Regions from separate parts of the Homo sapiens genome. Here region 1 is linked to region 2. Evidence: chromatin contacts called from ENCODE Hi-C or POLR2A ChIA-PET data. All regions are on one chromosome and are shown on one strand. Each heading gives the region's core, a stretch centred on a gene start or an enhancer-like site at or near the end of the contact. The rest is flanking DNA. Distances are from core to core; before and after follow the strand shown.

What was found. A loop is a pair of places that touch in the nucleus more often than their neighbours do. ChIA-PET counts read pairs that join two places held with the same protein, here RNA polymerase II (POLR2A). Pooled maps may share reads with other maps.
Region 1: a pooled map shows a loop between it and region 2 (2.6-fold over the local background). The contact joins the enhancer-like site here to the promoter of UBTD2 in region 2. A Hi-C loop is called at or near these places in 1 of 168 maps with a recorded cell type or tissue (ascending aorta) and 11 of 50 pooled maps. POLR2A ChIA-PET finds 5 or more read pairs at or near these places in 2 of 52 experiments (MCF 10A and RWPE1).

The regions. Positions count from the first base shown.
Region 1 is chr5:172,399,833-172,406,084 of GRCh38, forward strand. All of the region lies in intron 3 of SH3PXD2B (SH3 and PX domains 2B), which reads right to left. Among named protein-coding and RNA genes, the nearest start is that of SH3PXD2B, 52 kb to the right of the region's middle. Within about 2 kb of position 3,504, at least 18 of the 41 ENCODE cell types and tissues checked have a DNase peak (open chromatin) inside an H3K27ac peak, as active enhancers do; they include ascending aorta, where a contact is called at or near this core.
Region 2 is chr5:172,281,461-172,287,007 of GRCh38, forward strand. It overlaps UBTD2 (ubiquitin domain containing 2), which reads right to left and starts at 2,304. Exons shown (of 3, transcript NM_152277.3): 1 at 2,136-2,304. The coding sequence starts at 2,205. LOC100288254 (a long non-coding RNA gene) reads left to right here and starts at 4,137. Exons shown (of 2, transcript NR_130933.1): 1 at 4,137-4,295. RefSeq lists a silencer at 1,897-2,806 and enhancers at 2,381-2,981, 2,982-3,581.

The DNA.
Region 1 (6,252 bases), core at 2,254-4,753, 120 kb after region 2:
CACAAAATTATTCTTATTGGGCTTATGTGCCTTTTCCTGCACTTATTCGACCTCTCACCTGGATAGATGTTCCTGCAGAAATCTACACTAATGATAGTGTGTGGATGCCTGGAGCTACAGATGACTGTTGCCCTGCTCAACCAGGAGAAGAAGGAACTGCATTTAATGTTACCACGGGTGATAAATACCCCCCTCTGTGCCTTGAACATGCACCTGGTTGTATCCATCTAGAAACTCAAGTCTGGGCTACTTATCTTCCAGAGAGATCAGCTACAGAGGAACCGGGACATTTGGTCTCCGGCCTCTCCCTTTCTCCTTTGAAACAAATGAAAGGGGGAGTACTGGGAGATACCCCATACTTTCAATATAAACCTGAGGAAAACCATGCCCTAAAAATTTTGAGGGCCCATCTAAAACTTTAATCTCAGAAGACTGTGTTAACTCACATGCAGTAATATTAAAAAATGACTCATATGGTTTAGTAATAGACTGGGCACCAAAGGGCTATTTAAAAAACAATTGCTCCTCTGGCAGAAGGGAATGCCTGGAGGCTACTTATTTTATTTCTTATCGGGAGAACGAGAATCATCATTCTACTTTGCATAGGAGGTTCAGCTTGTTCTTTCCCTTAAAATGGGAAGATAAAGGCATTACCCCCCTGAGGCCTCATATGATACTCCCCATTCTGAGCCCAGAACACCCAGAACTTTGGAAATTGGCTCTTGCCATGTCTGGACTGCAAGTATGGGAAGGGAAAACTATTCTGTCTGTTGTCCCCACTACCGTCCCCCTCTCTCAGTATCACCATAGATCCAGACATTCTGCTTTACTTACCTCCAACCTGACTGTTCCCACACAGAGTTGTGTTAAGCTTCCTTACATGCTGTTAGTAGGAAATATCAAAATTTGGACGAACAATCAAACTGTCCAATGCATTAATTGTCATTTATACACTTGTATTAACTCCCATTTTGACTCCAGGGAAAGTGTAATGTTGGTTCGGGCTCGAGAAGGAATCTGCATTCTGGTAACTTTGCCCAGACCTTGGGAATCCTCCCCCTCAATACATTTAATTAATGAAGTGTTACAGCAAATTCTAAAAAGATCTAAGAGATTTGTTTTCACTTTAAGCGCTGTGATCATAGGCCTAATTATAGTCACTGCACTGGCCACCACTGCTGGAATGGCGTTACATCAATCTATTCAAACGGCTCATTTTGTTAACGATTGGCAAGCCAATTCCACCCAAATGTGGAATTCTCAACAAGGCATTGATCAAAAATTGGCTAATCAAATTAATGATTTAAGACAGTCTGTTATTTGGCTTGGAGATTGGGTGGTGAGTCTCGAACATCACATTCAAATGCAGTGTGATTGGAATACTTCGGATTTCTGTATCACCCCGTATTCCTACAATGAGACTGATCATTCATGGGAAATGGTCAAAGGACACCTTCTAGGTAGGGAAGATAATTTATCATTGGACATAACTAAATTAAAGAAACAAATTTTTGAAGCCTCTCAAGCTCATTTATCCATTGTGCCTGGAGCTGAGGCGTTAGATCAGGTGGCAGAAAATCTTCTGGATTAAACCCCACGACTTGGATTAAGTCTATTGGGGGCTCCACTGTAGTAAATCTTAGAATTATGTTTCTCTGTTTAATTGGCTTATCTTTAGTGTGCCGGACCAGTCAAAGAATCCGGCATCAAAATTGAGAGAACGAACAAGCCTTCATCGCCATGGCACATTTATATAAAAAGAAAGGGAGAGATGTTGTAGGAAGTCAGGGACCCCGAACGAAGGGACCAGCTGAAGCCGTGGCAGAAGAACATAAATTGTGAAGATTTCATGGACATTTATTAGTTCCCCAAATTAATACTTTTATAATTTCTTACGCCTGTCTTTACTGCAATCTCTGAACATACAGAACAACAAATGTCCATGAAGATTTCAGGGACATGTATCACTTCCCCAATCAATATTCTTCTGATTTCCTATGCCTGTCTTTACTTTAATCTCTTAACCCCATCATCTTCGTAAGCTGAGGATGTATGTCGCCTCAGGACCCTGTGATGATTGCGTTAACTGCACAAATTGTTTAAACAACATGAAATCTGGGCACCTTGAAAAAAGAACAGGATAACAGCAATGTTGAGGGAACAAGGGAGATAACCATTAGGTCTGGCTGCCTGAGAGCTGGGCGGAACAGAGCCATATTTCTCTTCTTTCAAAAGCAAATAGGAGAAATATCGCTGAATTCTTTTTCTCAGCAAGGAACAGCCCTGAGAAAGAGAATGCATTCCTAGGGGGAGGTATCTGAAATGGCCACTCTGGGAACGTCTTGTCTTTTATGGTTGTATGTAAGGGATGAAATAAGCCCCAGTCTCCTGTAGCACTCCCAGGCTTATTAGGATGAGGAAATTCCTGCCTCATAAATTTTGGTCAGACCGTTGTCTGCTCTCAAACCCTGTCTCCTGATAAGGTGTTATCAATGACAATGCATGCCCGAAACTTCATTAGCAATTTAAATTTTGCCCCGGTCCTGTGATCTCACCCTGACTCCATTTGCCTTGTGATATTTTATTACCTTGTGAAGCATGTGATCTCTGTGACCCACACCCTATTCGTACACTCCCTCCCCTTTTGAAAATCACTAATAAAAACTTGCTGGTTTTGCGGCTTGCAGGGCATCACGGAACCTGCCGACATGTGATGTCTCCCCCAGACACCAGCTTTAAAATTTCTCTCTTCTGTACTCTTTCCCTTTATTTCTCAGACCAGCCGACACTTAGGGAAAATAGAAAAGGACCCACATTGAATTATCGGGGGTGGGTTCCCCCAATAGGGGGAATTTTGGGGAAGGCATTTACCTCCCGGAGCCTCAGTCTCCTCATCTGTGAAATGGGACAGCAGCCCCTAGCTCTTAGAAGCTGTCTCCATGACACCCAGCACCGGGGTGGCCCTTAGTAGGTGCTTGCAAAGGGGCAATTACTTTAGACTTTAGATGATTCATGCACTCTGCAATTCAGAGTGCACGTTCTTTCCTCAACTCCCAGCTTTCTTAAACCTGCCTCCAGCAGGCCAATTTGTCATTTACCCACAGCAGAGCCCGAGTTGTGGCTCAGGCCCTGGCTGTGGGGCAGAACCGTGAGGCCAGTGGTAGGCATGGGAGCCAGCACCTCCTTGGCCAGGGCCTCCCTGGTGAGGTGCCATGGGCAGCGGCCCCGGCCTGTGCCTGACATGAGGTGTTTCTGTGTGCATCTCAGGGAAGGAGGGTGAGCCGATTGCCTTCCTGGAGTGGAAAGGGTGTTCAGAGGCGAGCACAGCCTTTGGTGGGAATGGTCGGCTTTTGTTTTCCACTGTGGAGGAAGGCCAGACTGTAATTCCTATTTTTCAGGCAGCATCCTCTGCCAAGTTGGCTTCCCCAGCTCCTCCTGGGATGGAAAACTGTGCAGGCTGCTCTCCCCTCCCCCGCCTTTGTGCTAACATGAGACTTGCTTTTGTTCTGCTGACGCGGCAGTCTTGGCAGAAAACTGACCCCTAGGAGAGGGGGCGCTTCTTTCGTGCTTCCCTGCCTTGGCCTCACCCTCGGCCTTGAGGAAAAGCTAAGAGGTGGCTCAGAAGGGGTGGTCCGGGGTCCTGGGGCCCAGCGGGGTCCTGGGGTCCAGCAGGACCTCTCCAAGCCACAAGTGGGTGCCTTGAGAAGGGACCAAGTCCCTGGGAACGGCATTTTCATTAATTCTTTGGTGGAGATGGATTACGTAACCATGAAAGCTTTTAAGAGCTTGGGAGAGGGTCGGCTCAAGTTCTTCTCTGTCTTGGGTAGTTTTCCAGAGCTGAGTTTGCCTTTTATCCAGTAAAGAGTTAGAACTCACTGCCTTCCTTTCCTTTCTTGATGTAAAAAAGCTACATTTGGAGTCCAGTTTACCTTGAATATCCAGAATGGTCATTTAAGGAGGACTCTAACATGTGAAACCAAGAGATTCCAAAGGCATGTCCCAGGACCCTGTTTCTGCCTTTACCAATAATCTACTATGTGCCAGGAACTGGACCTTGTGAAGCAGGGCTCACTGTCCCGTTTTTAACAGATGTGGAAACTGAGGCTCAGAGGGGGATGTCGCTTGCTTGAGGTCACAGGCTAGTCTGTTTGACTCTGAAGCACACGCTTTGGAGCGCTGACATTTGGCTGCCGCAGCTGGCCAGCGGGGTTTTCTCCAGCAGGAAAGAAAATTCCAGCATGGTTGTACACTTTGCCAGTGGAGAAACTACAAATGTTAGCTTTTTTAGGTAAAGGATTCTCCCAGTGGAGGAGGCCTGGCAAACACATGCGCCCTGTCTCTAAACCCATTCAGTGACATTAATACCTGAAGAACCCACTATGTTCTGGACTAGGGGGTTGGGAGACTGGCACTTGTGTGACCCAGGGAGTCCCCCCAATCTCTAGACCTGTTCCCTTTGCTGAAAAAAGATATATATATATATATTTTTTTTTGAGATAGAGTTTCACTCTTTCACCCAGGCTGAAGTGGTGCAATCTCAGCTCACTGCAACCTCCACTGCCCGGGTTCAAGCCTCAGCCTCCCAAGTAGCTGGGATTATAGGTGCCCGCCACCACGCCCAGCTAATTTTTATATTTTTAGTAGAGAAGGGGTTTTGCCATGTTGGCCAGCCTGGTCTCAAACTCCTAGCCTCAGATAATCCACTCACCTTGGCTTCCCAAAGTGCTAGGATTACAGGTGTGAGCCACCATGCCTGGCCTTGAAAAAGGATCTAAAGGGCCCGTCCAGCTCTAAATATCTGTGACTTAGGGTGATTGTCAGATTGCTGATTTTCAGTACATAAAAATCATCATAGTAAGTGCTTGATAGCTGTTAGTGACCTGCCAGGCATTTACAGAATCATCATAACAACTTCATCATTTTAGTACCATCATTATCTCCAATTTGCAAATGAAGTCATCTACCCAGGGTGACAGAGTTGGTGAGGGGGGCATGCTGGGATTGGAACCCAGGTTGTCTGACTCCAGGCACAAATTTTGGAGCCAGCCATACCTGTGTCTGAATTCCAGTTCTGCCATCTGTGCAAGCGCCCATAGGTTCCCTGAGCCTCAATTTTCCTCATCTGTGAAATGGGTGCAGTAATGCCTATGCCGCAGGGCTGCTCTGAGGAGCAAACGAGGTAATGAAAGTAAAGCACTGAGTGACTGGCCCACAGTAGGGAGCTATTATTATACTTGAAGCAGTAACACTGGTTTGGGTAACCCCTCTCTTTGAGCTGAAGCCGTGATAGTATTCTTTGGTAAGAATTTGGAGGGATGGAGACTGACTGCCTTGGGAACAGAGACTAGGCATAATTGCATTAAACGCTGCACAGCAGCTGGTGTGCTGCCTGGTAGCCATGTGAGGTAGGTTCATAAACTTTCTAAAATATCCCCCAAGGATGTGCCGCCCTAATCCCCAAAGCTTGTATATGTGACGAGCTATTATATGCCTTCCGTTCACTTTAGAAGAGGGAGATTATCCTGGATTAGTCAGGTAATAATTGTATGAGTCCTTAAAAGCAGACAGCTTTCCCTGACCGGTGGCAGAAGGCAAAGTCAGAGGGATCTGAAGCCCTAGTCAGATTTGCTGCCCCACTGTTGGCTGGGAGATGGAGAGGGCTCCTGTGATGAGGGATGTGGGAAGCTTTTAGAGGATGAGAGGGTGGCAGCCAGCACGGAAACAGATCTTGGTCCTATAGCTCTGACGAGCTGAACTCTGCCAACAATCTACGTGGAGGCTGGAAGTAGACTTTTCTGTAGGTCTTCCAGATAAGAGCTTGGCTCAGCTGACATCTTGACTTCAGCCTCATGAGACCTTGAGCAGAACCCAGTTGGGCCAAAAACCCTGCCTGGATTTTTGGCCCACAGACCTGTGAGGTAACACATGGGTGTTTTAAGCTATTAAATTGGTGGTAATTTGTTATGTAAGAATAGAAAACGAATACCATAGTTATAGAAACAGAAAGCACTCACTAGAAAAACTTTCTGAGTTCGAATTATTCCCATTTTAGAGATGGGAGAAACTGAGGATCCCAGAGGTAAAGGGTCTTCTCAAAGTCATTCATCAGCTAGTAAATGGTGTAGCATCTAATGCCAAAACCCAAGTACTCAGTCATTAACCCACTTATGCCTAGTGTTCCATTATTGGAATGCTAAGCCTGTGGGAATTATTTATATATTACTGCTCAAGGTCACTGCCAAGGTCTGATTT
Region 2 (5,547 bases), core at 1,054-3,553:
GCACTCCAGCTTGGGCGATAAAGCAAGAACCTGTCTCGAGAAACCAAACCAAGCCCTCCACACATCCCCCAAACCTAACTCACTACCACAGTATGTTTGAAAAGCTAGGGATCTGTGCCAACACCCTTAGGAAAAAGTCTTTCCCTTCCCAACAATCTACTTATTAAGCAATAATTTTTTTTATATGTTAACCTGCAACACACCTGAGTTAATTTCACTAAACCACAATTAACTCTTAATTATCATGACAATAATGGAGAATAAAAGCGTCCATAATCAAATTCCAGAAATAATCCTTTTAGTACAAGAGCCTCTTCCCTGACCCCAGTTACATCAGGGCCCATGTCCTCTCTCCAAAAGAAAATAAAGACGTTTGGTGGTTAATGTTCCTTTTTCTAAACTTCATGTACAGCAGAGCTTACGGTCCAGAGAACTCAGTCCTCAAAGAAACTGATACTATAGCTATCTAACTGGATACCACCGGTAATAAATTACCCAAAGCTAAGATTTCACGCTTTTTAAAGCCCATATTAATAATGCCTGTCTGGTCATAAGTCACACTACCAAAAGGCTTAAATAAATTAATCCACATACATTACGGAGAAGAGCAAAATGCTTATGACAATATTAAAATGAGTGTGAAAAAAATTTAATTAAAACTAAACACTAGCGATAACAAATACTAATATATTTCAGAATCATTAATGATCAACACAATTAGAGGAAGATTCATTTTGATCCTTCAATTTCACCTTAACCCAAGGCTGTTTTAAATCGTGCCCTTTTTATCTTCCTGCTTTGTTGTCACTGAGGATCTCAATATGCCAGTAATAATGCTACGACATAAAATACACTATAAAGTAGCATTTTCATGGACTTTTTCAAGACAACTTCCACTGAGTTCTCAAGTTATTTACCCAGGATTTAGTCATACAGGATACCCACAGATTTTAATAAAGTGGCATGGCTAACCATCATGGAATTCAGGAAATCCATTAGCCAAAAAACTTAGGTGTACATGGTTTGTGAAGAGAGCTTAAGTGACAGGGCAAGCAACTGGTCTAAATGTTAGTATGCTACGAAAAAGTTGTAAACCCTCCCATACCCAAACAATTTAAAAATTTACAGACATGCACATTTTAAGGCAGCTAACATTAGGTCACAAATCAAACCAACGCTGTCATCTTTGCCTAAAGGCTGTTTATCACTAAAATATTCTACAGAATGGACGTAACCAAAGGTCACTTAAATAAAGATAGAACTAATTTTATTATTATACTGCCATACTACAACTACTACTGATTGAATTAAAATACCTATCCTCAGCACGCTTTTACTATAAAGTAGGAGTGCGTTCCCGTGTTAGAAAACTTTTAAAGTACTGATCTTACTGGGTGGGGTAAGTCAGGGTCCAACTGCACTTGTACTTTTATCCTACATATTTTCCTTCTACGTAAGACAGATGGGAATGTGATTAGCCCACCCCGACAGCACACCGGCCTAACACCCCCAAGCTCTAGCTAGGAGCCACGTTTTACCCGGGAAGACCGTTTCCCCACCCCTCCTTAATACAATGCCTGCGGCCACTGGAGACTCCTCCAGCCGAGCTCCAGAAACTCGCAGGTTTAAATGGCCAATCTGGAACCAACCGGGGCAGCTGTCATCTGAAACTCAGGAAAGCTGAGACCAGCCAACTCCACAGAACAAGGAAGGGTGCGGAAAGATGTGGCGGGGCCCGTCGGAGGGAACGCATCAAGCTCCCTCCCCCCGCCATCAATTCGCTTTTCTGCAACCCCGGCGCCGCCATCCTGATCCTCAATAATTAAACGGCCTGGAGAGGGAGTGAGGTGGCCAGAAGGGCAGCTTCGGGTCCGACTTCCCCGAGCCGAGCGGGGCGGTCGGCGAGGCCAAGGGCTACGTCCCCGGCGCTCAGAGGACTTTTCTTCAGGGCTGGGGCGGGAAGGGGCGACCCCCGCGGCTGGCAGGACAGCCGGAAGCGGAGCGCGGGGAATGACGTGGAAGAGGGGATGACAAAGGGGCGCGGGGGCCCGGCGCGGCCCGCGGGGGTCGGGACAGGTGGCCGGGCCTGGCCGGGAACAATGGGGGGCCGAGGCTGCCCCCTGGCGCTCACCTACCTCCGGTGCCCTCCGAGTTCTCGTTGAGGCTGCCCGAGGAGTCGTGCTGGGCGCCCACACACCCGCCCATGGGGGCCCCCGGCGCCTCGTCCGCCACCTCCGGACGCTCGTCCGGGCCCGCCGCCGCCGCCGCTGCAGCCTCCTCCGGCGCCACCGCCGAGCTCCGGACAGGCGCGCCGCTCCGCTCGCCCGCCGCGGCCCAGCCTCCGCCCCCCTCGCCGCTCCACCCACCGCCTTGGCTCGGCCCCTTCCTCCGCGCCCACTTCTACCTCAACCCCCGGGCCGCCCGCCCGGCAGGCCTGGCCCGCGCGCCGCCCTCGCCTTCGGCTCAGCCCCGCCAGGCCAGGGCTGGCCCATCCCGGGCGGGCCGCAGCGCCCGCCTCGCCCCCTCACAGCCCCGCACACCCGAGTCCAGGCGAGCCCCGCGCCGGCGCCTCGCGTCCGCCAGGACCCATCGGCCCCCGGCCCGCGGCGCCGCCCTCCGCACCCACGGCCTGGGCTCGGCCCGGCCCGCCCGGAATCGCCGGAGAAGGGCGGGGCCACCGGAGGCCGCGCTCTGATTGGCTGCGGGCGGGGCTGCGAGCGGAGCGGGGCGAGGGTGAGGCGGGGGAGGGGACGCAGGGGGCTAGGTGGGGGGAGGACTGCAGGCGGGGGGAGGACTGGAGGCGAGGGGAGGAGGAGAGAGGGAGGACGGGAAGAAGAAAGGAGAGGGAAGAAGGGAGGGAAAGCAGGAAAAAGCCGAACAAAAGTGAGAAAAGAGGAGTGGGAAGGGGCGAAATCGAGTTCCTGGCTCCTCGGCCGTCGGCTCCTTCTTGCTGGTGGAAGCGGGTCGCACGGGGGAACCGAGAAGTAGTCGTGGAAGACTCGCAGGCGGGGACGGGGCGGTTTCCCAAATAACGGGGGCTCGGGGGAGAGTGTCCTGGCCGAACGTTGAGGTCCCAGCGCCCTTTGAATTTGTATGGCGCTCCGTGGGTTGGTACCCCGAATCTGGGCTTCCTCTTGCCTGCCCACCCCCGTCTTCCCTAAAATCATGGGGCCCCATTATTAGGGGTGGAGGCAGTGGTTGTGGCAAACCAAACTGAGATTAGAGGCGAGGCGTCCTGATGGAACGCCTGGAAAGAAGAGATAAACGCTGACCTTAGTTCAGGGGGCGTGGGTTTCTTTCATTTTCACGGGATTAATGATTCAAACAATACTACTTATCAAGATCCTGCCTTTGGGTATCTTAAATCGTCCTTAGGCCAAAGTGAAGTGTAAATGAGTGAAACACCCTGCCTTTTCGAATCTAGAATTTGGGACATTGACCACGCCCAACATTCTTGGCGGTTACTTTTCCAATCTCAGCCAAATTGTTAATGGTCCCTTTAGAATTGTGCTTCGTGCTATGATGCCTTAAAATTGTTATCATCCTGCTTGGGACTTTCTAAAGCTTATTTCTGCCTAAGAAGCTGTTTTAACTATCTGCTCCATTTTTATATCAGACTTTCTTTTTTTAACATCCTGGGTCAGCTTTTGCTTAGCACGAAAAAAAATTTTTTAAGTTGAAATACCTAAGAAAGAGATGCTCTGCAGCTTGGGATTTGCATTTAAATATATTCTCATACATTGCTGGTGGGAGTGTAAATTGGTTCAATCTTTTTTGCAAAGCAATTTGGCAATGCAGATCAAGAGCCTTAAAAATGTTCATATCCTTTGACTCGGGATTATTCCACATCTGGAAATCTAGCTCACAGAAATAGATCAAGCTATTATACAAAGATTTAGATCTCTGTATTCATTTGATAAAAAGACAGTAGACAAGCAAAACCTACACTTAGGTTAAAACACAGAAATGTCGTGAGATATAGAAATCTGCTATATTAAACTCATCCTGAAGAATTAGTATTGTCCTCAGTTGTGGTCCTGAACATTCCAAAAAGAGCTTATGCCATCGATGTTATTATGAGTTTTCAGAGGTTGCTCTGACATCAGGGGCTGTGTCACAAAGCCTTCTGTCTGATCATTTTCAACTAACTATACACGTTGGCAGACACATCACTTCATCACTTCCCTGAAGAAGAGAAGCTGCATGCCGAATATTTGCAAAGAGATTGCTTTGTCCTGAATTTCACTCTAGAAATTGCAGAAACCAAGACTTCCACGATGTCTATTAAACAGATGGTAGGCACCCAAATGATGAGGGCTCTCCGATGAGCACTGAGGAGTTGGCACTAGGAAGAGAGAGCAATCTCGGGGAGAGATTCTCAGCAATAGATGTTCTCCACCCTGCCTTTATCTTAGAGACACATTTCCCAGGAGGCAGAGTAGTGTCGCAGTCAGGGCCCCAGCTTGGCGATTAACTTCCTGGATTGGAATCTGGCTTTCATCGTGTACTAGCTATATGGTCTGAAGTTTCTGCCAGACATGGTGGCTCACGCCTGTGATCCCAGCACCTTGGGAGGCTGAGGTGGGAAGCTCACTTGAGCCCAGCTGTTTCAGACCAGCCTGAGCAACATAGGGAGACCCTGTCTCTACGAAAAAATTTTAAAAATTAGCGGGGCGTGGTGGTGAGCGCCTGTAGTCCCAGCTACTCAGGGGGCTGAGGTGGGAGAATTACCTGAATCCAGAGAGGTGGAGGCTACAGTAAGCTGTGATCGCGCCACTGCACTCCAGTGTGGGTGACAGAGCGAGACCCTGTCTCAAAAAAAGAAAAAAGAAAGTTTGGCCGGGCACGGTGGTTCATGCCTGTAATCCTAGCACTCTGGGAGGCCGAGGCGGGCGGATCACGAGGTCAGGAGTTGGAGGCCAGCCTGGCCAATATGGTGAAATCCCATCTCTATTAAAAATACAAAAATTAGGCTGGGCGTGGTGCCTCATGCCTGTAATCCCAGCATTTTGGGAGGCTGAGGCAGGCGGATCACAAGGTCAGGAGATCGAGACCATCCTGGCTAACATGGTGAAACCCCGTCTCTACTAAAAATACAAAAAATTAGCCGGGCGTGGTGGCAGGCGCCTGTAGTCCCAGCTACTCAGGAGGCTGAGGCAGGAGAATGGCGTGAACCCGGAAGGCGGAGCTTGTAGTGAGCAGAGATCGCGCCACTGCACTCCAGCCTGGGCAACAGAGCGAGACTCCATCTCAAAAAAAAAAAAAAAAAAAAAAAAATTAGCCAGGCGTGGTGGCTCGCACCTGTAGTCCCAGCTACTTGGGAGTTTGAGGCAGAAGAATAGCTTGAACCCGGAGGGCGGAGGTTGTAGTGAGCTGAGATCTTGCCACTGCACTCCAACCTGGGCGATAGAGTGAGACTCCATCTAAAAAAAAAAAAAAAAAAAAGTTTATGTGGAGTTCAGTTTCCTCACCTGTAAAATTGGGCCAAAAATAATGCTCCAAACTCTGTGGGGCTTTTCATCAACTCTTTATTTCATGTCTAGCATC